4 separate regions of the Mus musculus genome follow, and all the other regions are linked to region 2. A link is a loop called in an ENCODE intact Hi-C map of the cell type or tissue named here. Cell type or tissue: heart. All regions are shown on one strand. Links, peaks and the distances in the headings refer to the core of each region. The heading gives the core; the rest is flanking DNA.

What was found. Peaks named below come from ENCODE experiments on the same cell type or tissue, not always from the same donor. Only the 100,000 strongest peaks of a DNase experiment are listed, where the experiment ranks them.
Region 1: a loop joins it to region 2, with 5 times the contacts of the local background. A loop is called at or near these places in 19 of 42 quality-filtered maps.
Region 3: it touches region 2 in a loop (2.6-fold over the local background); 5 of 42 quality-filtered maps call a loop at or near these places.
Region 4: a loop joins it to region 2, with 4 times the contacts of the local background. A loop is called at or near these places in 40 of 42 quality-filtered maps.

Annotation. Positions count from the first base shown.
Region 1 is chr6:72,508,969-72,516,573 of GRCm38, forward strand. Sh2d6 (SH2 domain containing 6) reads right to left here. Exons shown (of 12, transcript NM_001374030.1): 7 at 7,574-7,604; 8 at 7,421-7,445; 9 at 6,953-7,011; 10 at 6,574-6,657; 11 at 6,258-6,416; 12 at 4,673-5,073. The coding sequence ends at 4,957. Among named protein-coding and RNA genes, the nearest start is that of Sh2d6, 7.3 kb to the right of the region's middle. In heart, for the core only: a CTCF peak has its summit at 1,926; DNase peaks (open chromatin) are centred at 1,873 and 3,823; H3K4me3 peaks cover 987 bases; H3K27ac peaks cover 3,591 bases.
Region 2 is chr6:72,435,542-72,443,146 of GRCm38, forward strand. Mat2a (methionine adenosyltransferase II, alpha) reads right to left here and starts at 4,015. Exons shown (of 9, transcript NM_145569.5): 1 at 3,805-4,015; 2 at 1,830-1,907; 3 at 1,454-1,576; 4 at 876-988; 5 at 656-799; 6 at 270-488. The coding sequence starts at 3,895. Particl (promoter of Mat2a antisense radiation induced circulating long non-coding RNA) reads left to right here and starts at 3,142. Exons shown (of 1, transcript NR_046011.1): 1 at 3,142-5,074. In heart, for the core only: CTCF peaks have their summits at 4,390 and 4,605; DNase peaks (open chromatin) are centred at 3,580, 4,190 and 5,356; H3K4me3 peaks cover 3,783 bases; H3K27ac peaks cover 3,138 bases.
Region 3 is chr6:72,489,411-72,497,015 of GRCm38, forward strand. No RefSeq gene overlaps it. Among named protein-coding and RNA genes, the nearest start is that of Sh2d6, 27 kb to the right of the region's middle. In heart, for the core only: no CTCF peak of the experiment used is centred there; DNase peaks (open chromatin) are centred at 1,961 and 3,671; H3K27ac peaks cover 26 bases.
Region 4 is chr6:72,530,293-72,537,897 of GRCm38, forward strand. It overlaps a transcript of Sh2d6 not described here. Among named protein-coding and RNA genes, the nearest start is that of Sh2d6, 14 kb to the left of the region's middle. In heart, for the core only: CTCF peaks have their summits at 3,997 (motif pointing left) and 5,061 (motif pointing right); DNase peaks (open chromatin) are centred at 3,479, 3,909 and 5,069; H3K4me3 peaks cover 473 bases; H3K27ac peaks cover 872 bases.

The DNA.
Region 1 (7,605 bases), core at 1,524-6,523, 74 kb after region 2:
ATCCTGCAGCAGTGCCTCACAGGGGTATGTCCAGTGGAAACAGAGGCCTCCGAAGCCCTCAGGCTCAGGCCCAGAGCTTGCCCCGGCATCCTGGCCTCTTACCTGAGTCGTTCCAGGCTTTTCTCCACTCCCCCTCCCTGCCCTTCAAAAAGATGCAGTTCCCTGTGCATCCACCTAATACGTTCTCCTTTCAATAGATAGATAAATGTGTATTAATGGAAATCTGTAGCTCACATCTGGGAGGGCATTAAGGAAAAAGCACCATGTAGACCGGGGTGGTCTTGAACTCTCTGAAGTTTACCTGCCTTCTGATTCCCAAGTGTGTGTGTGTGTCTGTGTCTGTGTGTGTGTGTCTCTGTGTGTGTGTCTGTGTATGTTGTCTTATCAGAAAAAGAATGACAGTAGCCAGTAGAAACAATAATTATGATATATCTACCTAAAGTTTTCATGGGCCACAGAGAGAGATGATCACAACCAGGCTTTGCCTATTTATAGCTATAATTATTACTAGGTATTAATCATTTGGCTGATAGCATGTATCAGCTTATTTTACACACACACACACACACACACACACACACACACACACACACACACACATATATAGTTAAACATAATTAAATATTACTTTTTTTCCTTCTCACACCAACCCTAAACAGGCATTCACTGTATTCTTTTTTGTTTTGTTTTGTTTTTCAAGACGGGGTTTCTCTGTGTAGGCCTGGCTGTCCTGGAACTCACTTTGTAGACCAGACTGGCCTCAAACTCAGAAATCCGTCTTCCTCTGCCTCCTGAGTGCTGGGATTAAAGGTGTGCACCACCATGCCCGGCTCTGTTTTCTTTTTCTTTTTTTCACTCTTCTTTTGTTTATTTTTTGAAACACAATTTTCCTGTGTAGCCTGGTTGTCTTGCTACTTGCCCTGTAGACCAGGCTGGCCTCAAACTCAAAGATCTGCCTGCCTCTGCCTCCCCAGTGCTGGGATTAAAGGTGTTGCTCCACTGCTGTCTCTCTCTTCTTTTTAATACCCCTCCACACACACCACCATAAAGCTGAGGCTGGCCACAAACTCAAGCTCTTCCTACCTCTACCTCTTGAGCTCCTGAATCATAGGCATGGGTCAGCACACACAGCTTCACTGACTGTTTTCAAAGAGGAGGGCTGGAGCTGCAGCTCAGTGGTGCAGTGCTTATCTAAGCATGTACCAGGCCCTGGGTTGGCTTCTCATCGATGCATGGCAAAGAAACAAATAAAGCCAACATAACCCAGACTCTAATTGGGAAATCTCTGCATGCCTGTAATCTCAACTGCTTGGGAGGCCCAGGCAGGGGAATGGCAAATTCAAGCTTAGTATGGGCAGAATAACAAGAATCATCGCAGCAAAAACAGCTCTCAGTGTTAGATGCCTGTTTAGCATATACAAGCCCCTGGGTTTGATTCCTAGAATAAGCAAGGAGGGAGGGGAGGCAGGGGGTGACCGAGGTCAGGGCTACACAGAGGATGCATGGCTCAGCCACACTTGGACTCTTCTGTACACGTTCCTCTCAGGTCAGCTGCAAGCCTGGATGGTTAACTTAGATCACACTGGGAACCCAGCAGATGTGTTATGGCCTGGGCCATGGCTTTCACATCCTCCCCAGCCGCATACTTCCTGGGCTCACCTAGTCTTTCAGGTCCTCAGTAACAAACCATTTGGTATCTGTCACGCACAGTATCTCTCAAGGACTTGTTCTCTCAGCAGATGACCCTGCCTGGAATTTTCTAGTCTGGCCTGTTCACCTCAGGAAACGTGGTTGAGTGCTTGGCAGGGTCGGCAGTGGAAAGTCAAAGGCTTCCGTCTCCATGGAATTACAGAAATACCCGAAGCCTCCCACTCTCCCTGCATCTGTGCTGGCTCACTGATCTCTGCTGTAGGAAACTGGAGGAGTGCTCCCCCTGTGTCCTCTAATGCTCATACCCTCCATGCTCACACTCCTTACCAGGCCTCCCAGGTTCCTCCAGGCCTGCCCCTGCCATTTTTATTCCTTCACATTTAGAAAGGCAAAAAGCCTGGAAAGATGGGATGGTTGCCAGCCAGCTATAACTGTACACATTCATCTACTCAAAAGGAATTAACTACTGGCTAGTGACGTAGCTCAGTTGGTAGGGTGCTTGCCCAACATTTATGAAGCCCTATGCTTGGTCCCCAGTGTGGAACAAACTGGCCATGGTGACCCATGTCTATTATCTCAATGCTCAAAAGGTGGAGTCAGATGAGTCAGGAGTTCAAGGTCATCCTTAGCTGCACAGCAAGTTTGATGCCAACCTGGGCAACATGAAACCTTGTCTCAAAACGAAACCAAAACCTCAAAGTGTAATAAAACTGTTGTCTTTGAATTTAAAAAAAAAAAAAAAATAGAGCTTTAAGACAATCTTGGCTTGAACTTGCATGTTAAAATGAGTCCATATTGTCAGCTTTGAGGAACTTGGGATAGAATGAATTTTTCAACACTTGTCACCAACTGTCTTCATTGTCCTGACTATCTGATATGGGGATGACAGGTTGGTTCTGGGTGGGTGAAAGGTAAGTAGCAGGGACCAAGGCTAGGAGGAGGGAGAGGAAGGTGGGGAAGGCCAGAATGGGTTGGGTCCCAGGGAGAGAAGACATCTGGATACACATCTGTCAGCTAAGGAGGTGCTAAGCCAGTTCTGGGCCTTGCTCTTTTCTCTTTCAGTGTCTTTCTACGGTGGGAGGAGGCCGCAGCATGTGGAGGTCAGAGGCTAACATAGCCAAGATGGTTCTCTTCTTCCACCCTGTGTCAGCCTTGGCAGGAAACTGACCCACACACTGAACCAACCACCTTGATGGCCTGCTGTCCTAAGGATCATGCTCATTTCTGCCATGGGGGCTCTAATAATTAGGTACTGCCCACACTACCTGGACAGTTTCCCTGATTCTTGCAGGAACAATGAATGAAAGTTACCTCTTTTTTTTTTTTTTTCTTTTGTAATATGTATTGGGGGTTTGTTCTGAGACTGTTTGTACGCAGTTCTAAGTGGACTGGAACTCACTATATAAACCAGGCTAGCTAAGAACTACCTATCTCCTGCCCCAGCATGAAGTACCTTTGCAGCCAATAACAAAAGCGCTCTTAGTTTACCGATAAGGGAGTTCAGAACTCATTTAAAAGGCCTGAAAAGGCTTTTCTGTCTTCAAAGCAGATGAGGGCACCCCAAAGTGCCAGTGGCCCACATCCTAAGTCCGTAGGTGCCTGGAGAAATGGTAGGAGAGAGAGGCCATTTCCACTGCTTGAGCCTAGAAGTGGCCTGGGGTAAAAAGAAATGCTAGGCTAACAGGCCTGGCAGGCAGCAGAGAGTCCCTACCCTCCGCAGGCTGAGATCCCCCCACTCCTGCAACACTGGGCAGGTGCTGTCCATGATCAGACTCCTGGCTTGAGCCTGCATCCTGCTGGGCTTTATCAGTAGCAGTTAATTGACCCGAATTCTGGGCTGGTGTAAGAGAAGGGAGCCAGAGTGTGGCTCATGATGCGCCTCTTACGCAGGAAGGCCCTCACTTAAGCCTCCTAACCGGAGGTCGATGATTGGGCAGGGACAATTATCTTCCCATCTATTACAGCTCAGGGAGGGTAATCTGCCGGAGGGTGATGACGAACGGAGGCGACAGTGCACGCTCCCGCAGCCCACGTGGCCCGCCCCACCCCCTTCCTCGCCAGCAGATCCCTAGGCCCTGGCTTCCGCCCCGGACATCCCACAAGCCTCCAGGTCACGCCAGACTCTAGGTTCCCCAGGAGACGGTCCAGAGGTATTGGGGTGCAGCATGGCACCAGTGGGAACCGTGCCCTCCGTGCCAGCCCCCATGCCAGGCAGCCCCTGAGCTGCCCTTTGTTTCCCGGCCGCTGGAGACTTCTGCGGAGTCATGGTCACGTGGTGCTTCCGGCACGGGGTGTTCCAGGCTCCACGCCAGGGCCCGGAGACACCCCCGCCCTGGGCCAGCCTGTGGGTTGCTGGCTGCCAGCCCAACCCGGAGCCCCTTATTCCCGCTGGGCCCACGTCCTGCCAGGCAGCTCAGCTTTGGGTCGCAGAGCCTCTACCATCCACTGGCCCAGGCTCCCAGCGCCTTTATTCATCCTCTAGGCTTTCATCCAGACTGTCTCCTGGGGTCCTTCCTATAACGCTATAAAGCTAGACATCAAATGCTTACCATCAGCCTCTCTCTCCTCCAGAAACCTTGAGCCTCCTCCCCCCTTCCTTGCCCACGACCAGCAAGCATGAACAAAGGTCAGTTTATTGGCCTGGCCCTTCTCCTTGGCAAAGAATTTAGAAGAATTTAGAAGAACAAAAGCCCGAACCCTTTCCTCTGCAGTTTAGCCTACGAAATAGACCCACACAGCGACATTACTCCATTCCTCTCAGGAAGTATAAGGCCTTCTGGGGAAGGCCGCTATTCTCAGCATACTCTAGAATCCCTCCCCTATGCTGTAGGGATAGCTCAGGGACTATACAACCATTATTGCTCTTCCCAGCACCTACTTTTGGAAACTTACACCTCCTGACCCCCTCGTTCCAGCTCCAGAGTATCCGATGAGTCTGTCCTCTGTGGACATAGGCACTCCCATGCACGTGATCACACACAGTTGTACCTACTATAATACTCAAAAAGGTGTGTGTGCGGTATTAAGAGAGAATTCAGTCAGTAAATGTTTATTGAAAGTATACTGTGTGCTGGGAACCTAGTTCCTCCCAGAAGATGCAAACCACACACAAGAAGTCAGTCTAAGGAGAGGCAGTGTCTCTGAGGAAGCCAGCCTCCCAGGTGGCCATCTTCATGCCTCTCAGTTTGAACCTGCAGAGCTTTTGGGGTGGAGGAAGGCAGGGAAAAGAAAACAGCCTAAAGTGGGAGAGAAAGTGAATGGGGCACACATCACGTGCCTGAGGGGGATCTGTGTGCTGCTGTTTCTTCAGGGCTTGGTGGGGAAGCGCAGGTAGGTGAGTCCCCGGTTGCCACTGTGTCCGTCCACAAGGGGCAGGGGGTGCTTCGTGTAATGCTGAACCATGGCGGCCACAGAGGAGAAGAGCTGGATAAGGCAGGCAGGGCATCTGTGGGTCCCTTAGGCTTCAGTCTGCCAACAACTTTCTAAGGCAACTGTAGGGCCTGGCAGGGGAGCTGGCTGGCATTTTTCTAGATATTTTTTCTTCCCCCCACGCTATGAGACTGAAACGCCGCTCTGCTGTCTGGTTGTGAGCCTGCCACTGCACCAGCATGCTATGCTATTGGCCAGCCTCGGGCTTCCAGAGCTGGGCGAGAACTGCTTTAGGCCTGGTCCTTGGCTGTGGCCTCTCTCAATGGAAGCTGAGTGGTGGGCAACTGTCTAGGTCTGAAGCCAGTTGCTGGGGAGAAAGGTCCTTGGAGATTTCTGCCCTCCTCTCAGATGGTCTCATTGCCCTCACCTTGACCCTATGAAGACTGAACCATGGCACACGGAAGTCCTTCCCAGAAAAGATAGGCCTCTTTTCACAGTGCCAGATGTCTGGGAAGATGTTCCGGCCTCTGGCTACACACACACACACACACACATACACACACACACACACACACACACAGCTTTATTTTGTTTTTAAACACGGTCTCACTGCGTAGTTCCAGCTGGTCTAGAACTAAAGAGATCCATCTGCTTCTAGCTCCCAAGGAGTAGGATTGAAGGTGAGTACCACCATGCCTAGCTACCTTGTTTATTAGGATTTTTCTTTTAATTTTTTTTTTTAAATAGGTACGAGTGTCTTACCTACACGGATATATGTGCATCTCATGCATGTGTGCTTACAGAGGCCAGAGAGGGCGCTAAGACCCTCAGAACTGGGGCTATAGACAAGTGTGCCGGCCATGTGGGTACGGGGAACCCCAGTTCAAACCAGTGAGTGCCATCTCTCCAGTCCCAACCTTGTCTTCTGAGACAAGGCCTCTCACTGACTTGGATACCTGTTTCTCAACCTCCCAGCCCAAGATTATAAATAAACCTGAGCCACCTCTCCTGCCTTACTTTACCCCCTGAGGCTCTGGGGGTAAAACTCAGACCTTCATATTGCAAGGCAGGCACTTAGAGACAGAACTACCTCAGAGGCATTTCTGTTCAAGCCAGGGTGAGGGAGGGAAGCAATCGGTGTCCCCCACCCCCCGAAAACACACATGCTCCAGGCAAGGCCCAGGGTGCTGCTCTTTGACCCACCTCGGTGATTGGCCCATGACTCATCCGGTACCCACCTCCTCATGATTCCTGCCCTCCCGACCCAGGGCATAGTGGTGCCCACCGTCCAGTTGCCGGATGGGAATGTTGAAGACACGGCCTCTGAGGAGTACTGCCAAAGTGAAGGGCTGGGAACTGTGAGGCCCAGAGCTGAGGCGCACCGTGTAGGCCCCATCCTGTGGAGGAGACCCCAGCCATGAACTTCATCTTAGTTGCCTAAGGCCAGCTGACTAATTATGTGAAGCGCCTCCCCCGCCCTTACTGCCAGCCTCATCAGGCATGGGCAGAGACTAGAGGACTTTCAGAGAAGGCCAAGAGTTGACAGATGCCCACCTTTTGGAAGTGAAGCAGGGCTCTCTCAACAGACTGACGGTCACAGTTTCCAGAGTACCAAGGCTGACCCAGCAGACTACCATTCTGTACAATACACAGAGCTACTCAAAGAGACACCCAAGTGCTGAGCTGCTCATGGCGAGCAGAGAACCCTGGGGTACAGTTATTTGTGTTTCCATCTGCCAGCCCCAGCCTGAGTCCTACAGGCCAAACCAAGTAGTGTCTGTGCCTGGGGTGCAGCACGGGGACGGGGGAGCTGCACACCCGGTTAAGTGCACACGCGTGTTCCTCATGGGGGTGTAAAGGCCCCAGGATTAGGAGGGCTCCTGGGCAAGGACTCTGCTTCCCACAGACATCTCCCACATCTGCCCCAGCTCACCTCAGCAACAGAGCTACTCAGAGCAGGGGCTATGGAGGAAGCAGACAGCCTCCTTCCTGCTGAAAGAAGCAGAGAAGAAGGCTGGAACCAGGAAGGGGATGGGTAAGAAGGCTTCATGGGGGACTACTGCAGCAGAGGGTGCCAGCATGTTTGAAACCTAACATTGGCCATTCTGTGCACCTTGTCTTCCCAGGCCTGACACTCAGGGAGGACCTACCAGACAGGCCTTGCCTGATTTCCAAGTGAGAACTGATCTTGGGACACATACTGGCTGCTTTTCGAGTTAGTGCAGACCCTGGGAAAGGCCCAAGAGGGTCCTCTCAGGCCTGATCAGGCAGAAGTCATAGCTGCATGGACCCCTTTGGTGAAGTAAACAGAACCTGAGGACCTGGGGGGGGAGGATCTGTTGCCAGAGGGAGTAAGATCCTAGCAGAGCAGACCCATGGAGATGAAGCGGTGTGTACTTACCTTTCAACGCACCATCCATAGCTCCCTGGGACACAGGAAGTCTGGTCAGATGAGAACTGGCCTTCCAGGCCGCTGCCCAAAACCTGAAGTCCCACCCTAGGCCTCCCTCCCACCCCTCTGGGCTCTCTTCTTCCTTGACCACTAGCCTCTTACATTCCGAGCCTCCTGGTAACCAGCCACTGACC
Region 2 (7,605 bases), core at 1,376-6,375:
CTTGGCCATGTAATTTTTCTAATAAGAGGTGGTTAGTACCCATTCTAGATTCATCTATAGCCAGAAGTAGATCATACCCATAATCCCACTTGGGAGGCACTTGTTGGCAGAACAAGCTGCACAATGCCATAACATTAGATACGTAGTGAATTCTATGGTAGCCTAGGCTACAAAAGATACAGGGTGTATGTGAAATGAAGGAAGCAGACTAGAAAAAAAAATGGTGGCATCCAGAAACCAACGATAAACCAAAACATTTCATATATTACCTGAGGCCCACCAATAACAAATCTGCCACTTGGCTGTAGGTGGTAAATTGTATCCTCATCAAGGTATTTTGCAGGTACAACAGCCTTGATCACTTTCTCCTTCAGAGCATCCCTCATCTCATCAAGACAAACTTCTTCATCGTGCTGAACAGATATAACAATCGTGTGGACTCTGATGGGAAGCACAGCACCCCGATCTTGCATATATTGCACAGTCACCTTGAATGCAAAACAGATGGGAACACTTGTCAAACAGCTTTATAGTGGGTTCTCTATCATAAGTTCAAATATAGCAGAAAAGACAAGGATTCTCCCTAGTCAGCTATAATTAACTTGGGAATTTTAATGTAATTTGAGAGAAATGTAGGTTTAAGATCACTACTTACTTGAGTTTTAGAATCTGGGCGTAACCAAGGCAATGTACCATTGCGGCGTAGTTCAGCCAATTTGGCATTTAGCTTGTGTGCTAAGACAATGGTTAAAGGCATACACTCTTCAGTTTCATCAGTGGCATAACCAAACATCAAACCCTAAAAATATGGAGAAGTGGTCAATAAAAGTGTCAGAATTTAACATTTAAAAGGATCCTAATAAACATCGTAATACCTGGTCTCCTGCACCAATATCTTCCTCATTCCGGTCAAGATGAACACCTTGGGCAATATCTGGTGACTGTTGTTCCAAGGCAACCAACACATTACAAGTCTTGTAGTCAAACCCTATAAAACAAGGTGTTCCAGTAACCTTCCTTTTATCTCCAAAATGTTAACAGTAGTGCTGTGCTGCTAGAAAGCTGGACATGCCAAAGCCAAGTGGTCAAGCACTTCTTTAAAAGACCATATTCACATAATTCACTTACTGCCCCCTCTATGGTTTGGAATAAGGTCTCTAACTTGGCTGACTTCAAACTACAACTAAGCAAGCAGCCAACTCCTGCTTTGACACCCAGAAGTTGAGTTTACATCATCATGTCTGGTCACACTATTGATGAGAATCTGTCACTTTATTTGTAGGATAGGAGACTGCTTTTACACTATGTGTCACATTTTAGAGGATATGGTGTAACTATGTAGAGTCAAGGATTACTAGGAACATTCCAGAAGTCTCTCCCACTAGCATCATTTTTGCAGATTCTGTATCTGCAAAAATGAGTTCACAGGGGGAAAAAAATCTTTAAAACATACCTTTGGAAGAGTCATCATATCCAATGTGCTTTATGGCTTCACGAACCACTTTCTGGTAATCAATGGCAGCTCTGGATGTAATTTCCCCAGCAAGAAGAATCATTCCAGTTTTAGCAACAGTTTCTAATAAAACAAAGTTTTATACTTAAAATATTAAGGGGGGGGTTTTTGCTGAGGAACTCAATCATGTTATATAAGCTGTATCACTGGGCTTGGCTTCATGTTCTGTTTTTCAGATAAGGTCTTAGTAAATTACTCACATAGGCATTTAACTTGCTACCAGCCTCAACCTCCCAAGTAGCTGGTATTACCTATACCACAAAACTTTGCTTCAAACGCCTTTTTTGCCATTCATAAACAAGTGCTCTGTACCTACCACAAGCCACTTTAGCATCAGGGTCTTGTTGAAGGTGTGCATCAAGGACAGCATCACTGATTTGGTCACAAATCTTATCTGGAAAATAAAAGTTCCTGGTTCAACTTAACTATTACTACTAACCCTATCTCATCATGTAACTAGCAGTTTATGTGCAACCCAAGAAGCAAATATAGCTATGAATTTGTAGGTGACAGAAGCTTGATGTAAAGTTATAGTAGTATTTGCAAGGTGAGAGGGAGAATCTCCAGTCTTTTGTTTTTGAAGACATGTTTCTCTGTGCAGCTCTGGCGGTCCTAGAACTTGCTCTGTAAACCAGGCTGGCCTTGAACTCAAGAGATCCACCTGCCTCTGCCCTTCAGATTAATCAAAGTCAAAATGATTTATTTTGATATCTCAAAGCCTACCATAGGAAATAACCTCACAGTGTATTTTAGAGACAACTGTTCTTTTTATCCCCCACATTTAAAATGTTACAAACCTACTAAAGAGCCAACTGTCAGGTCATTAACTTCTTAAAACAGTCCATTTCCCCTATTATTAGACAATAGGGAAATGAGATTTTTTTTTTAACCATGAAAATAAATTTAACAGAAGAAACACCAGCAAACAAAAAATGCAGTAATTTTTTTTTTTTTGAGACAGGGTTATAGCCCTGGCTGTCCTGGAACTCAGAAAAATCCACCTGCCTCTGCCTTCGGCTCCAGGAAACTTTCAAGTGTGCTCTAAGCCATATCCAATTTCTCCTTGATTCATCAATTTAGAAAATGGCAGTATCCTGGTCTGGAATGTTTGTGGTATTGAGACAGGGTCTTACACGTGGCCCAGGCTGACAAACTAAACTGCTTCCATACTTTAAACGCTGGGATTGTAGTAGTTAGTGTACCACTGTGCTTGGCTCTATGTTCCTTGATTTTTGTTACTACCCCAAAATGTGTATTGCAGCCACAGAACCTTAAGATGGAATCTAATGGCTGTACTAAGGAGTGATTCAATAGATATGGAGATACTCCTTTCCTTGAGGGGAGTGTGGGAGGAGCCACAGCAACACTTGTCTTTCAACCATCACTCATCAAGATGCTCCTCACAAGCCATGTAATAATATTGCTGTGGACCCCCTGCGAACGGAAACAGCTCAAACTGAATATTAGTATTTACTAAATGGTTATGTTCCATCTGAAACCCAAAGTCCATATAATAGATTCATTATAACCGATCTCATCATGGCGGTTCAGTGGACAAAGCCTTAAGGAAACATGAAATAAATCCTCCTTTAGTTGTAGGAAAAAGACCAAAGGGAAGACTTTAAAACGAAACCTAACGCGATGGGAGTATACACTTAATTCATGCACTTCATCCTTTTCAAGCACACTCTAAATAAGGGATGCCTTCTCTAATTCGCGCTATATTTAGTCAGTGGCAGTCTGTCACCTTGAAGGCTAAAGGGCATGTCTACCCATGCTCTTAAGCGTTTTCCAGGGGCCGGAAGTCAGGGATATTAGAGATGGGACCTTCGGAGACACCAGCCCCCACTTCCAAACTAGGGGTCGGGTGGGTAGAGGCCGCCAGCTCCGCTTCGCCCCAATTCCACATGCGGCGAACACGTGGTAGCCGCTGCAATGCGGGGCGCGCGCTCCCGGCGGCCGGACGCGAGCACGCGGGGCGGGGTCGCCCACTTGAGGTTTTTCCAGGCGACGGGACTAAAGAGGAGGAAGCAGTGCCCTCCCCGCGCCGATCTCAAAACTGCCTCGAGCCCCCGCCCTTCTCGATTTCTGGAACCTTCCGCATGCCGGGGCGCGCCGCCGGATGAGGAGCGGAGAAAGGGGGAGGGGAGCGGGGCCGCACATTGCAAACTCGCGGCGCCACGAGGGAAGCGCGCGGCCGCTGCCATGCCCACCGCCGCCGGAGACGGCCTCGACCACCCCCAGCGCCACTGCCCTCCGCCCTTCCCTCCTCCGAGTCCCCGTCGGCTCACCTGGGTGACCTTCCCCTACAGACTCGGAAGTGAAGAGGAACGTCCCCTCCTCAATGAACGCCTCGTGGAAGCCGTTGAGCTGCCCGTTCATGGCGGCGGCGGTGAGAGAGGGCGACTCTGAGGAGACTGAGAGGCGGCGAGGCGGAGGGCTGCGGAAGACACAGAGGGAGGATCGCTTCAGCTCTCGGCAGGCTGGAGACTCGGAGCGAACGGAGCGGCGGGCGAAGCGGCCCAGTATTTATAGAGCAGGGGGTCGCGCGCGCCCGGCTCGGGCTCCGCCCCTCGGCGTCGCGCGCCAATGCGCCGCGGGCGGGCGGATGGGGGTTGGCAGGGAGGTCCGCCGAGCCGAGCTCCGGCTGAACCATTCTACCGATGGGGGGGGCGAGCAGAGCTAACCGGGCCTCCTGCCAGTAGTTAGTCATCTTGATGGCGTGGGTTAAATGGAGATGTAAGTGAGTAGACTTGGGGTTTACGCCCATCCCCACGTTGATTGCTGGAGAAGAGAGGATTTGGATTTGAAGGACGGCCTCCCCTGTACGAGGGTATGGTACATCCCTCCGACCGTTGCCCACGGAGGTCTGCCGGCGCGCGCGCCTCCCAGCGGCGGCCGTGGCGGTGGCGGCCGTTTTGTGCTGTGGCTCTCGCCGAGGGTCTTTCCTGCCACCACCACCCTCCATTCGCCACCTCGTGCACCAGCGCCGGGTGGCCCTCTGCCATGTGAAGGTGGCCATGTTGACTGGCCAGCGGAGGCTAATAGGCACTGCCCTTATCCATCCTACACGGTTCCCTCCGGGGAACGAGAGATTGTGAGGGGTTCTAGCCCTACCGTTAGTCATGCCTCGAGTAACTGCTCTGGGGAAAATGGCTGTAAAGCCAACTAGCAGGAATGCTGTATTGTTTTTCCGAACAATTGCCACTTGCCGGCGGCCTCCCCTCCCCCCTCGCCGAGCCTCGTGGACCCCCGTAGTCTGAGACGGTACTAGATTCTTTTCTATCCTAAATCTGACTTTGCATGGCTTGGTTTTCCATGCTTCCTAGGAAGAAATGGACGTTCCAATCTGTTCGAGAGAATATGAATGCTTCTTTCGTGTGTGTAGGGGAGGGCGCTATTCAAGCCTTCAAATGTGCTTCAGATGAGCTTGTCAAGGTCAAATGGCCTCGATTTTATGACACTTTCTCTTTTAAACTTTTGCAGTTGTCTCAGTTTTGCTCATGAAATGAATTAACAGACGGGGAAAAAAAGGGAAATAAAACTCCATACAGACAAAGAGTGGAGTCTGGAGCTAATTGCATGCAGAGACCCTCTATGAGGCCAGTGTCACACAACTGTTGGGTCCAGTCTTAGGGCAGGCCAGGAGCCTGGTGGCTTTTGAGAACCAGTGTTTGTCAAGAACATCGGGTTTTATGATGCTAGGGAACAGCCTGCTCCTAGCATAAGATGCACTTGACTGTGAGGCTGAATGACAACCTCCGGCTGCCAGCTGCCTTGCCTCAGAAAATTAGGTACACTATGAAAAGCAAGGGGCATTTCCCTCTAGGGTGTGTGCCAGTGCAAAGGTGGGAGTTTGAGAAAGGCACTGTGGGAAACAAAGGAAGCTCTTAGACTGTGCTATGCTAGGAACAAAGAAGATAAGGGACACACACAGGCTCATCTCCATGTCGGAAACCACATCGTTGCAGGCAGCCTGACAGTATTTTGTTCTTGTTCGTTGGGTTTATTTTTAAAACTAGCCCTTCATGAGAAAATAGTAAAGACTTTCATAATTTTTACTTGTTTTAGGGGCTAGAGAGATGGCTCAGCCATTAAGAGTACCTCACAATGAGTAATAAAATTGCCAGACAGACCAAAATGCCTGTGTAGACCGGTCAGTGCATTACCTTCCAGCAGAAAAATCTATATAGAAGCCAGAATATAATTAAAAGGTTATTTTATTAATAGAGAGGGAGGAGGTTAAATTCAATGATTAGTTCATTAAATTCTGACACCCCTTTGCTCTCAGCTCCACAGCTGGTTTCATCCTGCCAAGAGAATTAAACTCAGTTATACATCATTACCTCTCTTGCTCATAGGGACTGCAATTCGTGGCTTTGGGTCACGCTTCTGCTGTTACCTAACAGAATAAGCAACCTCCATACCTCTGTCTTCAGCCTGTAAAGTTGGGATAATAGTAGGAAAAATTTCCAAGAAATCTTTTGCACGGTGTCTAACATATAACAGGAACCACTAAAGTAGTGAATTGTCATTTTACAGGTGTCCATTTGCTGGTGGGACAAAGGCTAAAATTCTCTACTTATCCTGCTGTGGTTGCTTCTTGAGACCAGGTCTCACTCTGTAGCCTGTGTTGATCTGGAACTCACTGTGTAGCCCAAACTGGCCTTGAATTCATGAAAAGCCTTCCCTGTTTCAGCCTCTAGAGAGCTAAAGATTTCAGGAGTATTCCACCAGACCTGGCTAGTCTCGCATGCTCTCATTAAAGGGTAGAGTATGCTGTTACTATTATTTCACACCGTATCTCAGAACAGTCCCCTCCACCTTCTACTCTGGATCTCTTTGACTAATGGTTCAAGTCATTCATTGATCCGCATCAAAACAAGTACATATTTTCACTGATTTATATTACTCACATTGTCCTTAGCCGGGCGTGGTGGCACACGCCTTTAATCCCAGCACTCAGGAGGCAGAGGCAGGCGGATTTCTGAGTTCGAGGCCAGCCTGGTCTACAGAGTGAGTTCCAGGACAGCCAGGGCTATACAGAGAAACCCTGTCTCAAAAAACCAAAACCAAAACAACAACAAAAAACAAACATTGCCCTTTCTTTCTGTAAATATTTAGGATACCAACTGTAAGGCTGGCAGGAATCGATATGGTGACAGGCCTGGTTCTCTTCCTACTCCAAGACTCTTAAGATTGATGGCACCTGGCACACACTATCCTTTCCTCTGCAGCTCAGCTACCACTTCCTAGATGAAACCTTTACCGCCAGAGGTTTTCTCAGGGTTCAGTTCTTTTCTCTCCTGCTCCTAAGTGCTGTTTGCAATGACAGGTTTGAAGATTAGTTGATGAATATCTCCAATTCCCGGGTTGGTCCATAAGGACCATGAATAAGGTGGTGTGCTTTCCTGCAGCTTTGCTCTCAATGCACGGAAGATGCTGAAGAGTGTTCAAGAGGGAGAAAAGAAGGAAAGAACCAGGCAGTGGTGGCGCATACCTTTAATCCCAGCATTTGGGAGGCAGAGGCAGGTGGATTTCTGAGTTCGAGCCCAGCCTGGTCTACAAAGTGAGTTCCAGGACAGCCAGAGCTATACAGAGAAACAAAACAAAACAAAACAAAAACAAAGAAAAAGAAGAAGAAGAAGGAAAGAAACAGGAGGGAAAGTAAGTGGACATTATGAAGGACTCAAGAAACAAGTAGGGAGCCGGGTGTGGTAGCACCCGCCTTTAATCCCAGCACTCGGGAGGCAGAGGCAGGTGGATTTCTGAGTTCGAGGCCAGCCTGGTCTACAGAGTGAGTTCCAGGACAGCCTGGGCTCCACAGAGAAACCCTGTCGGAAAAAAAGAAAGAAAGAAAGAAAGAAAGAAAGAAAGAAAGAAAGAAAGAAAGAAAGAAAGAAAGAAAGAAGTAGGGAAATGAGCCTTGGAGATCCAACAAGACCAATAAAAAGAGGTCCTGCATTGGCTTTGTGACAGACTTCTTAATAAAATTGAGAGCTCTTTACTAATGAGAGGCACATGGCCATCCTGTTCTGGAGGGAGGATGAGATTTCTGATTTCATGATTAGTGCCCTGAGGGTAAAATAAAC
Region 3 (7,605 bases), core at 1,392-6,391, 54 kb after region 2:
ATACAGATTAAGGTACATATTGGTAAAGTTGCTGCACATCAGAGATAAAAAATTGTATTAGATCCATGTAAAAGGGCTAGGTCATATGTAGTGGGATAAATCTCACTTGGCCATAGATTTAACCAAAAGCAGCACTCAATGTCAGCAAAGAAGCAATGTCTATACAAAAAATCTAAGAAAAAGAACAACCCAATACTTTCTAATCCAGTTTTCCCTTTAACTTTAAAGACACCCTGGCCTGGTGGCTCATGCCTTTAATAGCAGCACTGATAAGCCCAGGCAAGCAGGTCTCAGTGAATTCAAGGCCAGCCTGATTGACACACACAACTAGATCTAGGGCAGCCAGTACTATATAGTAAGAGCCTGTCAAAGGTAAGTACATAAATAAGGACACTTGCATCACAGGATATGTGGAAGCATGTGAGAGTTAGTAACACCTATAAAGAAGACTGTTTGACAATGAAGGATCAGTAGGAAGATGACTCCAAAACAGGAATAAGACATCATGGGAGAAGACAATGATGAACACCAGGTTTAGAACATCCCACCAAACAGCTGCGGGGACTGTAATCCAAGCAGTGAAGTGACTCTTGTAAACCTTTCCTGTATAGCAATGGCAGGGCCAGCACAGTCAGGAGGGGAAGAGAAGGACTGGGGACAGGACAGCTCGTGGTTCTTGGCTAGAACTCAACAGTTATGTCTCACATTGAAATGCATTGGATTCATTCTGCTTGGATTGTTTTTGTTTGTTTGTTTAGTTTTGCTATTATTTGGTCATGTAGCTCAATTGGGCACCCTACTCTCTCTATAGTGAACCCTGAATCCTGGATCTTCCTGCCTCATCCTCTGAAAGATTAGGGTGATAAGCGTGCTCCCCCATACCCAGCAGGAAGTTGTACTTCTTTTTTTCTTCTTTCTCTCTCTCTCTCTCTCTCTCTCCCTCCCTCCCTCCCTCCCTCCCCCCTCCCTGTCTTTCTCTCTCTCTCTCTCTCTCTCTCTCTCTCTCTCTCTCTTTCTTTCTTTCTTGACAGGATTTCTCTGTGTAGCCCTGGCTGTCCTGAATCTCACTCTGTAGACCAGGCTGGCCTCGAACTCAGAAATCTACCTGCCTCTGCCTCCCAAGTGCTGGGATTACAGGCGTGCGCCACCACTGCCCAGGGAAGTTGTACTTCTTGTTCAGAAACAGTCTCTGAAGTTCAAAAGTTGCTGTGTTGCTGAATCTCCTCCTCCTTCTTCCTCTTCCTCCTCCCTCTTCCTTCTTCCTCTTCCTTCTTCCTCCTCCCTCTTCCTCTTGTTGGTGTGTATATCTGTACCATGTGGGTGCCTGGTGTTCTTAGAGGTTAGAAAAGGGCATCAAGCTGGGCGGTGGTGGCGCACACCTTTGATCCCAGCACTTGGGAGGCAGAGGCAAGCGGATTTCTGAGTTCGAGGCCAGCTTGGTTTACAAAGTGAGTTCCAGGTCAGCTAGAGCTACACACAGAAACCCTGTCTTGAAAAACTTAAAAAAAAAAAAAAAAAAAAAGAAAAGAAAAGGAAAGAAAAGAAAAGAAAAGAAAAGAAAAGAAAAGAAAAGAAAAGAAAAGAAAAGAAAAGAAAAGGGCATCAGATCCCCTGGAACTGGAATTACAAATGGTTGTGAGCCACCATGTAGGTTCTGGGAATCGAACCTAAGGCCTCTGTAAGAGCAGACAGAGCTCTTAAGCACTGAGCCATCTCTGCAGCCTCCAGCTTTTCTTTTTCTTTTTCTTGTTTAATGCCATTTTGTCTTTGTGTTTGTTTTAACACTGGCTTCATCCTGTGGTTCATGCTGTCTTCAAACTCTGTTCTAAATGTGTGCTGCGAGCCAGGCTTTTATCACTTCCTTGAGAGAGATTTCTAACAACGGATGTGCCAAAGGGAATGGACATTTTGCAGATGTTTTTACATATTGACAAGTTCCCCTTAGAAAGGCCCAGAAAGTTCACACCAACAGCTCTCTAAAGTTCTTATCTCTCCACATCCTCACAGTCACTGGATATTGTCCCAAGTCACATGAACTCTGAACTCTCACCTCAGATCCCTGTTCTCTCAATGACTTCGAATGTGTGGGATGGGCAGAGGGTAGCTGCTGATGCAGCTCTGAGGGCTTTTACTTTTTTAAGTAATTATTTTATGTATATGGGTGTTTGCCTGCCTGTAACTTCCATTTGAAGAGAGTAAAAGGACCCTCATCATCTCAGGTGTGGGGCAGCTCATCTTGCTTTGAGCTTCAGGGGCACTGGAAGCACGACTTTCCAGCACTCACTGAATCACCATGCAACTAGTGGGGTTGGGATGTGTGTTGTTTGTTTGTTTGTTTGTTTGTTTGTTTGTTTGTTTTTTGCTTGGTTTTGTTCTGAGCCAGGGTTTCACACTCTAGCCAAGGTTACACTATGTAAACCAGGTTGTTCTGGAACTCACAGCAAGTCTCCTGACTCAACCTCCTAAGTGCTGGGATTTCAAATTTGGGCCACAGAGCCCCCAATCTGCCACAGTCTTCATAAACCTCCCCCTGTGTCTCTAGACAGACTCAAGCTTACCTTGTAGTTTTGTCCTACAATTCACATCTTTCCAAGATATGTATATTTTAAAATATATTTGTTTATTTATTTATGTGTGTGTGTGAGTCTGTGTGTGAGCTTGTGTATCATGACACACGTGGTCAGAAGACAGCTTGAGGTAGTCATTTCTATGAGCTCAGGTCATCAAGCTTGGTGGCAAGTGCCTTTACATACTGAGTCATCTTACCAGCCCAATTGAGATATATTTTTAATGGTACCATAGTCTGTTAATGATTAAATATTAAATGATTGTCAACTACCAGTTAGAAAGGCCATGCTCAGGAAAATAAGTGAAACAAATCCTGAGAATAGAGAGAGAAGGACCTCTTATTCACTGTAGGATCACAACTAGGCCAGCCCCTGTGGAAGTCTGTATGAAGAGTCCTTTAAAAATTAAAAAGAATTTCCAGGCACGGTGGGCATATGCCTTCAGTTCCAGCACTTGGGAGACAGAGGCAGTAGGATCTCTGTGAGTTTGAGGCTAGCCTGGTCTACATATGGAGAGAGTTCCAGTACAGCCAGGGCTACAAAGAGAAACCCTGTCTCAAAAACCAAAACCAAACCAAACAAAATTAAATTAAATAATTAAGATTAGCCAGGTATTTAAAAATTATCTATGACCTTAAGTTCTTAGCATGGGATTATATATGCCTAAAATCCCAGTACTTGGGAGTTGGAAGCAGGGGATCAGGGGTTCAAGACCATCCCTGATTATATTTGACCCTGTCTCAGGAAGCCAGACAAAAAGGCCTGGGGAGATGGCTCAGTTGGTAAAGTGGATGCCATAAAAGCTTGAGGACCTAAATTTAGATTCTCAATATCCATGTGAAAAGCCAGACAAGCAAGTGTCCGTAATCCCAGTACTGGGCAGATGGAGACAGGAAGATCGTGGGATTTGCTGGCCAGGCAATCTGTGAAAAGCAGTGACCTTGAGGTTCAGTGAGAGACTCTGTCTCAAAAACTAAGGTAGAGAGCAGCTAAGAAGACACAGTCTTCCTCTCTGGCCTCTGCTCTCCACCTCTGGTCTCTGCACGCACTCGTACCCAACAGAATGGTATTATGTAACAAGTGCAAGAACTGTGTTATCGTCATCTTCATACACTGTGCGCTGGCAAGTGCTTATCTCAGAAGCCGCTATTTAACAACCTCAGCAGCTGCACACAGGCTGAAATGCTACATTCTCCGGATTCCTTTCTATCTAGATGTGTCCTATGATTACCTTTGGGACATTAAAATAAAAGTAGGACTTCCTGAACCTATCCTTAGTATAGAAAGGAAATTCCCTCCTCACTTCTGATCTTTTCCATCTGCCTGGAATTTAAATATGACATCAGTAGCTTGGAAAGACACCTTGAGCCTTGGGAATCTTTTTACCGCCACATGTGTGCACACTGTGGCACGCCCCCCCCCCCATCAGTAAATTACACAATCACCAGCCCCCGAATAGAACATTTCAGTTTTTTCCCTTTTAGGCGTGGCCCACCATAACCTTGATGATTTTAGCACTCAGTAAGCGCATTAGTTATTTTTCTGTTCCTGTGATAAACCATGATCAAGTCACCTCATAGGAGAACGAACGGGTTTGTTTGGGCTTATGTTCTAGAGAGCTAGAGCCCTAGACAGCAGCCAGTGCTGGAGCAGCAGCTCTGGGCTCACATCTTCAGGTACAGATAGAAAGAAATCAGCCTGGCTCCAGTCTTTTAGCTCTCAAACCTACCTCCAGTGTCAGGCATCCTCCAACAAGGCCACACCTCCGAAGCCTTCCACACCTCCCAAAGAGCACCTTGGGACCAAGGGACATTTCTCATCCAAACCATCACAATTGTATTTATGTGCAGTACCTCCTAAATCCTGAGATGTCTAGCTTAGCTTGAGGCAGGTCAGAAAGGCAGAAAATTAAGGACACAGGAGAAGGAAATGACAGGAGGGGAAAAGGCACTTCACCCTGATACCTGGCTAGCTTATCCCTCTGGAAGAATCAGGAAATTTCGCACACCACTGGTAAAGCCAAAGTTGCCTGCAGAGGCAGGGTTTTCCTAAAAGACACCTGAAAGAGGGGCGGTGAGAAGGCTCAGCAGGGAAAGGGGCTTGCTGCCTCCCTCAGTTTGTTCCTGGACCCCACACGGTAGAAAGAGAGAACTGGGTCCCACAAGTCGTCTTCTGACTTTGACACATGTGCCCTAGCATGTGCATGAACATACCTACACATGAACACAATCAATCAATCAATCAATCAATCAATGTTTAAAAAAAAAAGACATCTGAAACAAAGAGGGCAAAGGCAATAAAAAAACCCTACAGTAAAAAGTGATCCTTGACCTTGAGTTTGAACATTCTCATCTTCCCACTAAGTCTAGATAATGCCCTTGTAAACTCACTCTACCACTAAGTTTACAAAAGAAGGCTCTTTAACCTTTAATTACACCTCTGAGCAATGTAACTCAGAAACCACAGGATGATGCAGCAAGCCACTGTAAGAACATAAGGAGAAAAGCTCCTCTGAGGAGCCCATGCCCGTACCTGGGGATGTCTTCAATTCCTGAGCCTCTTTCTCTTACTCTCAGCTTAAAAAATACATTATAATCTCTTAATAAACTCCAATACTGCCTTACACTGGCTTGTTCTGAATCTTTTCTACAGCAACACCAATAACACCGTTCTTGCCTGAGTGGAAGTCTGTCCCTAACGCCAATAACCCCGTTCTTGCCTGAGTGGAAGTCTGTCCCTAAACGAGAAGAGAACTCCCTGGCTGTGCTGGCAACAGTGTGAGGCTGTGTCTCCATGCCTGTCACTGCTGATAGCCTTACTCTCCGGTGACCTCAGGCCAAGAACAGTACTTTGTGACATCATTTTACCACATATCCCCCAAACATTCATTTCTCTGTCCCTTTAACATCCACTTTGGTCTGGTTTTATTTTCTAATTACTATTATTTATATTTTATTGGTTGTGTAAAGTTCAAATTTTTCTATGGGGAAGGTAGGATGTAGATTAAAAGTAAAAAAAGAAAAAGAAAGAAAAGAAAGAAATCAGTTTGCAAGCCAGTTATGATGGCATACATCTGTAACTCCAACACTTGGGAGACCAAGGCAGCAGGTCAAATTCAAGATCAACCTGGCTATAGTAGATCTTGTGACATCCCTCACAGGAATGAAGTCAATTTACACCTGAAAGAGTAAGCCAATAGAACTGTCAATCTAAGCAGGCAGGGAATATTGGTAACAAGACAAGCTAATTGGTAAACAATATTGGTAAACAAGTCAAGCTAATTGGTAGAGAGCTTGTCTCATTTGTACAAGACCCTATGTTCAATTCTCCATATTGGGGGTAAATATCAAGCAGAAAAGTGGCACTGGTAACATCCTTTGGACCTGGGGATGTATCTTAGTAGAATGCTTACTTAGCATCCATGAGGCCCCAGGTTTGATAGCTAGCACTGAATAAAGCCAGCAGTGGTGTATGAGCCACAAGAAAACCTGTCAAAAAAGCAAAGGGGAGGGAGGAAGAAGAAGGGGATGCCCAGGCAGGTATCTTCCTGGTGACATGATTCAGATCATGACACAACCCAACCCACACATTCAAAGGAAATCTGACTTTGATAAATGGGTGTGGCGGATACTTGTACGAAGGATGGGAAAGGTATAGAGAAAAGAAAAAGGATTAACCGCCGAGGTTACCAGGAATCAAAAGGAACAGAGACGTGGGACCTGAGTGAGAAGCCTGTTATCCAGAGATGCTGAGTCACCATTGGGCCCTGGTGACACACACCATTAATCCCAGCACTTGGGAGGCAGAGGCAGACTGATCTTTGTGAGTTCAAAGCCTGCCTGGTCTATAAAGCGAGTTCCAGGACAGCCAAGATTACACAGAGAAACCCTGTCTGGGAGTGCAGGTTGGGTGGGGGTGGGTAAGCGATGAGCCAGAGAGCTATGTAGCTAACATTCTTTCCATTTCAAACTATAGGAGAGAACTCTAGGAGCTTAACTGAAAAGGGGGAAACTGCTAGAAAAGCGGGGTTCAACTAGTAAAAAACATACATAGAATGCATGAAGCCAAATTTGTGGGTTCAATCCCCAGTACCCCACTGTCTTAGGGTTCCATTGCTGTGAAGAGACACCATGACCAGGCAACTCTTATAAAAGAAACCATTGAACTGTGGCTGGCTTTCAATGTCACAGGTTCGGTCCATGATCATCATGGTGGGAAGCTTAGCAGCGTGCAGGCAGACATGATGCTAGAAGAGAGAGTTCTACATCTTGATCTGAAGGAAGCCAGGAGGAGACTTCATTCAGCAGGCAGCCAGGAGGAGGCTCCCTTCTGCACTGGGTGGAGCTTGAGCATAGGACTTCAACCCCCCCATCCCCTCCCCCAAGTGATGCACTTCCTCCAACAAGGCCAATAGTGCCAATTGGCACCTCCTAATAGTGCCAATTCCTGTGAGCCAAGCATACTCATAAACTGGAGATGGTGGCACTGAGGTCTAGCCAGAGGTACATGAGACCCTATTGTCTCTGGTATCTATGGGGGACTTTTCTTTACTTCTGTGTTTGCTTTAAGTTTTATTTGTATATTTTTGGAAGGGGTGTGCATGTACCAGAGCATATGCTTGGAGGTTCGTTATCACTTTGCACCAGGGATTGAACTCAGGTCATTACCCTTGGTGACAAGTATCTTTACCCACTAAGCTACCCCATAGTCCACTGCAGAACTGTTGGGTAGAATACACCAACTCAGGGATTTTGTTTGTTTGTTTTTTGGTTGGTTGGGTTGTTGTTGTTGTTTCCTCTTTGCTGGGAATCGAACTCAGAGCTTTGCCCATGCTACCACTGAGTTCCAGACCCTGGCTCTTAATATGAAAAGTAAAGATGGTTTTTCACAGACTACCAACTTCACCTCGTGTCCCTCAACTTTCTAACCATCCAAATGGGCTGCATTCCCTTTCCTGCAGAACTCTTTTTAATCTCTAGACTTAGTAAAAGGCAGGCTTGTCATTTGCCTGGTTTTCTGTGTGCTTATTGCTAATTCA
Region 4 (7,605 bases), core at 1,140-6,139, 95 kb after region 2:
CCGGTACTGCACACATACACTTACATACATGTAGATGAAACACTCATACATATAAAACAAATCTTTAGGAAGATTTATGCATGCATGTTTGTGTATGGCTGTGTGTGTGAACATGTTGTAGCTGCCTTTGGAGGCATCCTGGATTTCCTGGAACTGGAGTTACAGGCTGTTTTGAGTCACTCAGTGTAAGTGTTGAAAGCTGAACCCAGGTCCCTGCAGGAGCAACAATTAATTCATTTGAACTGCCAAACCAGCTTAGAGATGTTTCGTATGGTGGTGGTGGTAGTGGTGGGTGGTGGGTTTTTTTGTTTTGTTTTGTTTTGTATTATTTTATTTTGTTTTGTTTGAGACAGGGTCTTTCCCTTAACTTGGGGCTTACTAATAGCAGCTAGGCTAGTGAGCCATCTAACTCAGGGAGCCTTGAGAAAAGACAATCTTAAGACAGAGGGGAAAACAGAGGGGGATGGAGCATAAAGCCCTGGGTTTGATTCCCAGCATCGTATAAAATCAAGCCTATAAGGACAAAGTTATTCTTAGCTATATAATGAGTTTTAGGCCAGCCTTGGCTACATGAGACTTTGTCTCAAACAAAACAAAGCTGTAAGAGAATAGGGTGTGGCATGGTAGTGTACACTGTAATTGACACTTGGTAAGTAGAGGCAGGAGGATCAGGAATTCCAGGCCAGCCTGGGTACATGGAAAGTTGAAGCCAGCCAAGTCTATAAGAGAATGTCTCAACTCTCCTAGACTTTCTCTAAATGAGAAAAAAAGGAGGAAGCCTCTTATATACATACATCCCACTGTTTAAAAACGTTGGTGGAACTAGGCCCATGGCTTAGTGGTTAAGAGCACACCCTGCCTGTCCTTCCAAAGGACCTGAGATGGATTCCAAGTACCCACGTCAGGCAGCTCCTGTAACTCTGGCTGCAGAGAGATCTGACAGCTCTGGCCTCTGCAGCCACTGCACATACCCCACCACCACCTACTTACACTTTAAAAGAACACAAATAAATCTTTTTTTTTTAGTGGTTTTTTTATGCCATTCTTTTTTTTTTTTTTTTAGATTTATTTATTTATTTATTACATGTAAGTACACTGTAGCTGTCTTCAGACACTCCAGAAGAGGGAGTCAGATCTCGTTACGGATGGTTGTGAGCCACCATGTGGTTGCTGGGATTTGAACTCCGGACCTTCGGAAGAGCAGTCGGGTGCTCTTACCCACTGAGCCATCTCACCAGCCCCCAAATAAATCTTTTAAAAAAAAAAAAAATCTTGGGCCAATGAGTAAAGGCGCTGACAATCCAGGTTGGGTCTCCAGGACCCAAGGAGAGAACTGGCTTCAGCAAGTTGCCCTCTGACCTCTGACCTCCACATGCATGTGCCGAGACACACAGAGACATGGTTTTTTTTTGTTTGTTTGTTTTGTTTTTGTTTTTGTTTTTGTTTTTGTTTTGTTTTTGAGACAGGGTTTCTCTGTATATCCCTGGCTGTCCTGGAACTCACTTTGTAGGCCAGGCTAGCCTCGAACTCAGAAATCTGCCTGCCTCTGCCTCCCAAGTGCTGGGATTAAAGGTGTGCACCACCACTGCCGGCTTACTGTTTTTAGTCTTTTTTTAAAAGGCCCCATGTCTTTTCAAATGAATGGCCTTCCCTGCCAGAGCCCAGCACTCCTGCCTCCACTTCAGCTCTTTTTCTGGGACCATTCATTCTTAGAATACTGCTGTTTTTGTTTGTTTGTTTGGGCTCTGTGTGTGTGTGTTTCTGTGTGTGTGTGTGTGTGTCTGTGTGTGTGGCTTTGGTTTGAGGTGTGTGTGTGTGTGTGTGTGTGTGTGTGTGTGTATGTGTGTGGCTGTGTTTGAATCAGAGTCTCGGGGCAGGAGAGGCACCTTAGCGGTTATGAGCACAGGCTGCTTTCCCAGAGGACCTGCGTTCAATTTCTCAACACCCACATGTTGGCTTATAATTATCTGTAATGCCAATTCCAAGGTGTCTAACATCGTCTTCTGGCCTCCTTAGGCACCAGACACACATAGTGGTATACACACACACACACACACACACACACACACACAAAGAAAGAAAGTCTCATGTAGCCCAAGCTGGCCTTAATTATTCAATCCTCTTGCCTCTGCCTCTCGTGTGTTTTGATCACCATGCTGGGGTCACTGTGTCTTTTTTCTCTCCCAGCTTGGTCCCCTGGTCCAGACTTTGCTCAGACAGGAGAAGGCCCAGTATTCAGGAAGCCAGGGTGAGGCTGGAGGGTGGTGGAGCAAAGTCACCTTACCTGGGGCTGCCCACTGGCCATTCTTTCCCTGGGATGCTCTGTCTTGTCCTCTCTTCCTTCGGGCCACAGCTCAGAAGAACTTCCTTCAGCAGCCCCCCAACCCCTACGCTCAAGGCTTCCATGGTAATTAAGCTCACAGGCTTGTTCCAGAGCTAGACTGTACCGCCTCCAGGGTGCTGAAGTAAGCTCTATAAATGGCAGCCCTGGTTTCTGTAGGGTTCACAGCCAAACCCTACACCTAGCACCTAGCTCACAACTTGGCACATGGCAGGCTCCTGGCTGTTATCTCCTGTAAGGCATAGCTAGTGGTTACTCACTCTATGGAAAGCCCTCAGCTCTGCAAGCCTTGGTCTCCCTGGAAGGCCCATATCTTGGTACTCTCCTGCCCATCACCGACCACTAGGCCTATAGGGAAGGTACCATGTCCTGTCTGCCGTTCCATTTACCTGCGGACAACAGTCCCCTTGGTAAACACAGAAAACTGAAGACTGTCTTCTCCAGATTACTTTAACCAACCTTTCTCACTCCCCGGTATCCCCCTCTCCTGTTTATCTTCGGGGGGGGGATGCTATTATTCTCCCCCACCCCACTTTCCAGGCACTACACAGCCCTCCCCTCCCCCATTGCCCCACAGATGTCAAATAATCCTTCTTAGGAGTCTGTCTGCAGTTCAATACCTGTCAGCTGGGCATCTCATTCCAGCCTCCTTGTTCTTTGTTTTCTCTCTCTCTCTCTCTCTCTCTCTCTCTCTCTCTCTCTCTCTCTCTCTCTCCTCTCTCTCTCTCTCTCTCTCTGTGTGTGTGTGTGCACATGCATGCATGCATAAGCAGGCATGCCTACCTTCTAGTACTGGGATTACAAGTGTGATCTACTTCACCTGGCTTTTAAACACAGTTTCTGGGGCTGGAACTCCTTTCTTCATGTTTTCACAGCAAGTACTCTTACCATGTAAGCTATTTCCATAGCCCTGTTACAGCTTTATCATTGAGACAAATCCCCTTGAGAGGAGGCTCCATTGAGTTGAGGCTCCAGTCTGAAGTCTGCAAGGGACCGGCTGTGTGTTTAGGGGAAGGAAAGTTCTGAGTGATGGACAACAGTAAGACCAGGAAGCTGGAGCTTCAGATGGGAAAGGCCTCAGGATGTGCTCAGGGTCTGGGTCAGCAGCTGTTGCTTTTCTGGTTAATGGGAAAGGTATGTGGATTCCCTGTTTCTTGGGCACAGGCCAAGGTTGTGCTGAAGTCCCTTGGAATAGTCTCTGAAAATATTAGACATACCCCTTGCAGATTTCCTGTGCTGAGTATGGTGGACTGGAGTGGGGACAGGAATAGAAATAGGCTCTCTTTCTCTCTCTCTGTCTCTCTCTGTGTCTCTCTGTCTCTGTCTCTATCTCTATCTCTCTCTCTGTTACTCCCTCCCTCCCTCCTTCCCTCCCTCCCTCCCTCCCTCCCCTAAGTAATAGGGTAATGGGAGAGAAATTCCCAAACCATACTGACCTGACTTTCTCCCCTTCTCCTTACGAGACCCCAGACACAGTGGGTCAAGGATGCTTCTCCAACCCACATCCTTCCTCCACAGGCATGGAGGGTCCTGAAATCACTCTGCCACAGATGAACACAGATGCTGGGCCTCGGGCCAAAGCCCACAGTCCCCTTGCTTGTTTCCATGCCCATTTGAGAGGCATTCTATAGGAGAGGGTGTCCCCTGGTGGTGACAAGAAGAATGACAGCCTGAAGCTCAATTCCTAGGAGAGCGGGGGCTGACATCTGAACCTGGAGGCCTTCATTATTAAGAGGCCTTCATTATTAAGAATGCAAATAAAGGAAAGTCCCTTAAAGGGGGAAATCTCACTCCCATCATGTTCCTGGTAATCACCTAACAACACTGCCCCGTGGATTTAACTGAACCCGATTGTACTGAGAATTTTGGAATATTGGTTTCTTAAAAAAAAAAAAACAAAAAACACAGAAATATTATAAGCATATGTTTTTGTTTTAATCCCAGGTGTGGGCTATGAGACTGCTTCACAGCTGGCTATGATTTGCCTCCTGCTCTAGCAGAGGCGTGGTTTTGCCAGCTGCAATAGTTTCTGCAATTGTGTGACCTGTGGGATTTTTCAGAGGGTTTATAAATGCTAGCACCCTACTCGGTGGGTGGTTGTTGGTCGTTCAGGAAGTTTGGTTGCTGTTTGCTAGTAGTCATGCTCAAAGAAGAAATAAACGGAAAGAAATTAGATTCAAGGATTTCTCCCTCTTTCTCTCTCCCTTCTAGCCTTCTTTCTCTCCTATCTAGTGATTGGGAGTGAAACTGGGCTGGGGGTGGAGGGGGAGATAAAGGGTGGGAAAAAGAACCCATAAAGTAGGTAAAGGCCAGCTACACCCGAAAGGTTGGATATTCAGAAAGCAAACAGCCATTGTCAAATGACTTTTGGCACCTGAAAATCACACAGGTCTTTATGATTCAGGAATTAGGTGCTTAGCTCTATCAAAATGCAGAAGCTTGCATTCCAATAAGACTTCTGGGGGGGGGGGGGGACTAGAGAGGTGGGGAGGGTGGCTCATGGGTTAAGAATACTTGTTGCTCTTGCAGAGGACCCAAGTTCAATTCTTATATCATAGTTCACAACCGTCCATAACTCCATTTCTAGATCCAACACCCTCTTCTTACTTCCCTGGTCAACAAGTATATATATGGTGCCCATAGATATGCAAACAAAACACTCACATAAATGTTCTTAACAAAAAAGAGCGCCCAGACCTGCTTCCACAGCATCCCGCTAGGTGGCGCCCCTGCCCAAAGTCGTAGCTTCCGGGAATCCAGGAAATACAGCTCGCTGAGGAATGCCTTCTTGTACCAAATGATAAATGTCTTCCTCCAAACCTAAAGAAAACGTCTCTCCAGCTAAGCGTGATAATCCCAATACTTGGGAGACAGAGATGAGTTCAGAGTTCTAATTTCATTTTTTCCCCCATAGACAGGGTTTCTCTGTGTAGCCCTGGCTGTCCTGGAACTCAAACTGGCCTCAAACTCAGAAATTGCCTCCCAAATGCTGGGATTAAAGACGTGTGCCATCACTGCCTGGTTAAGTTCAATTTTGTAAAAGTTGAATATTACTTGTCACTCCTAAGATGCTGTAGCTGCGCGCGCGCGCACACACACACAGGCGCGCGCACACACCATCCCCCGGCCCATGCCTTCTCCCTCCTCCTCCTTCCTGCGACAGGGTCTCTTTATCCCCTGGAGGCCTTGAGTTCAGATGCTCCAGAGTGCTGAGACTTCAGGCGTGTACCACACCTGGCTGAATTCATAACATAATGAAACTTGTTCTTCTCTCATGAATTTACAATTATAAAATGAAGGAAATACATAAAATGGAGCGAAGATAGACTACACTAGTCAAATAATAGATTCCTGGATTCCTTTTCTTTTTAAACAGTGTTTTATGTCAGGCTGGCCTCAAACTCACTACATTATCAAAGGTGACCTTGGATCTCCTGGTGCTTCTGCCTCCGACCCCCAAGTTCTGGGATTGCAGGCATGTCCCACCATGCCTGGGTTGTGCTTCCTGAGTTTGACTCCCTAGAGCCATCTGGCTGAAGAAGGATTAATTCCAATAGGTGTCCCCTGACCTCTACATAGACAGGTGCCACAGTATGCGTGTGTGGACCTGTGCCTATGCATACACACTCACACAAACACATAAATGTGATACACACAGAGATGCTGGGGAGGTGGCTTAATGGGTAATGCACCTATGTACAAGTATGAAGACCTGAGTTTGGATCCCCAGAATTCATATAAAGCAGATGTGGCCAGATATGATGGCACATGCCTTGCACACGCCTTTAATCCCGACACTTGGGAGGCAGAGGCAGGCAGGTCTCTGTGAGTTTGAGGCCAGCCTGCACTACAAAGTTCCAGGACAGCAGGGTTATAAAGAGAAACCGTCTCAAAAAAAAAAAAAAAAAAAAAAAAAAGGCTAGGTGTGGTAACAGGTGTGATTCTACTGTTCCTTCAAGCGAGATGAGAGGCAGAGACAAGGGAGATCTGGAAGGATGAGCCAGCTAGTGTGGCATAGGCACGGCTGAGGTGAGCATACTGCTGCAAGGTCAGCCTGAATTACATAAAGTTCAGGCTAGCCTGGGCTGCAGAGTGAGGCCCTGTCCAAAGAAACAACCAAGAAAGAAAGTGACCAGGACCAGTGACCTATATATGAAACATTTCAGTGGTTAAAAACGAAATGAAGAGCTGGGAGTGGTGGCGCATGCCTTTAATCCCAGCACTTTGGAGGTAGAGGCAGGTGGATCTCTGTGAGTTCGAAGCCAGCCTGGTCTACAGAGTGATTTCCAGTCAAGCCTGGACTGGTACAGAGAAAATCTCTGTCTTGAAAAACCAAAGAGGTGGAGGAGGAGGAAAAGAAGAAGAAATATAAAAAACCTAAAGGAATACTTAAAAAAAAAAAAAAGGAGATGTTTTATTGTTAAGTATATGTAGTCTGGGAGTGCACATGGAGGCCGGAAGAGGGTGTAATCACCCAGGAGCTGGACTTACAAGCTGGTCCTCTAGAAGAGCAGCGAGTGCTCTAACAGCTGAGCCATCTCCAGTCCACTAATGCTTTGTCAAGAGCATTTTATTTTGATAATGCTTTTGACTTAATTTGGGACACTTTTAGAAGGCTCCTTCATTTTTTTTTCCTTTCCCCCTTCCCCCCTCCCCCCCTTCCCCCCTTCTTCCCTTCCCTTCCCTTCCCTTCCCTTCCCTTCCCTTCCCTTCCCTTCCCTTCCCTTCCCTTCCCTTCCCTTCCCTTCTTTTCAAGACAGGGTTTCTCTGTGTAGCCCTGGCTGTCCTGGAACTCACTCTGTAGATTATGAAATCTTTCAAGAATTTAGAACTACAATATCTGCTTGATTCATCCTTCGGCCTATTCCACCCCCAGGTGGTATTGGGGATTGACCCAGGTGAGAATTCAGCCACCCCATCTGATCGCTCTCAAGCCCAGGATGAAAGGCCAAATGAGATGCCTATTTAACAGAGGCAGGCAGATTTCTGAGTTTGAGGCCAGCCTGGTCTACAAAGTGATTTCCAGAACAGCCAGGGCTATACAGAGAAACCCTGTCTCGAAAAACCAAAACAAACAAACAAAAACAAAAAACAAACAAGCAAACAAAAACCATATCAAGGCGGACTGGCCTCTGGGTTTTCCCAGCATCCCTCGTCGTCCTTACCTGTTTTGTCCTTCTGAATGGCTTCCCCACTCCTTATCCTAAACTTCTCCAGCCCAGGGACTGCACCGAGCTGCCCTTCCTCCAGCTGCCCTTCCCTAC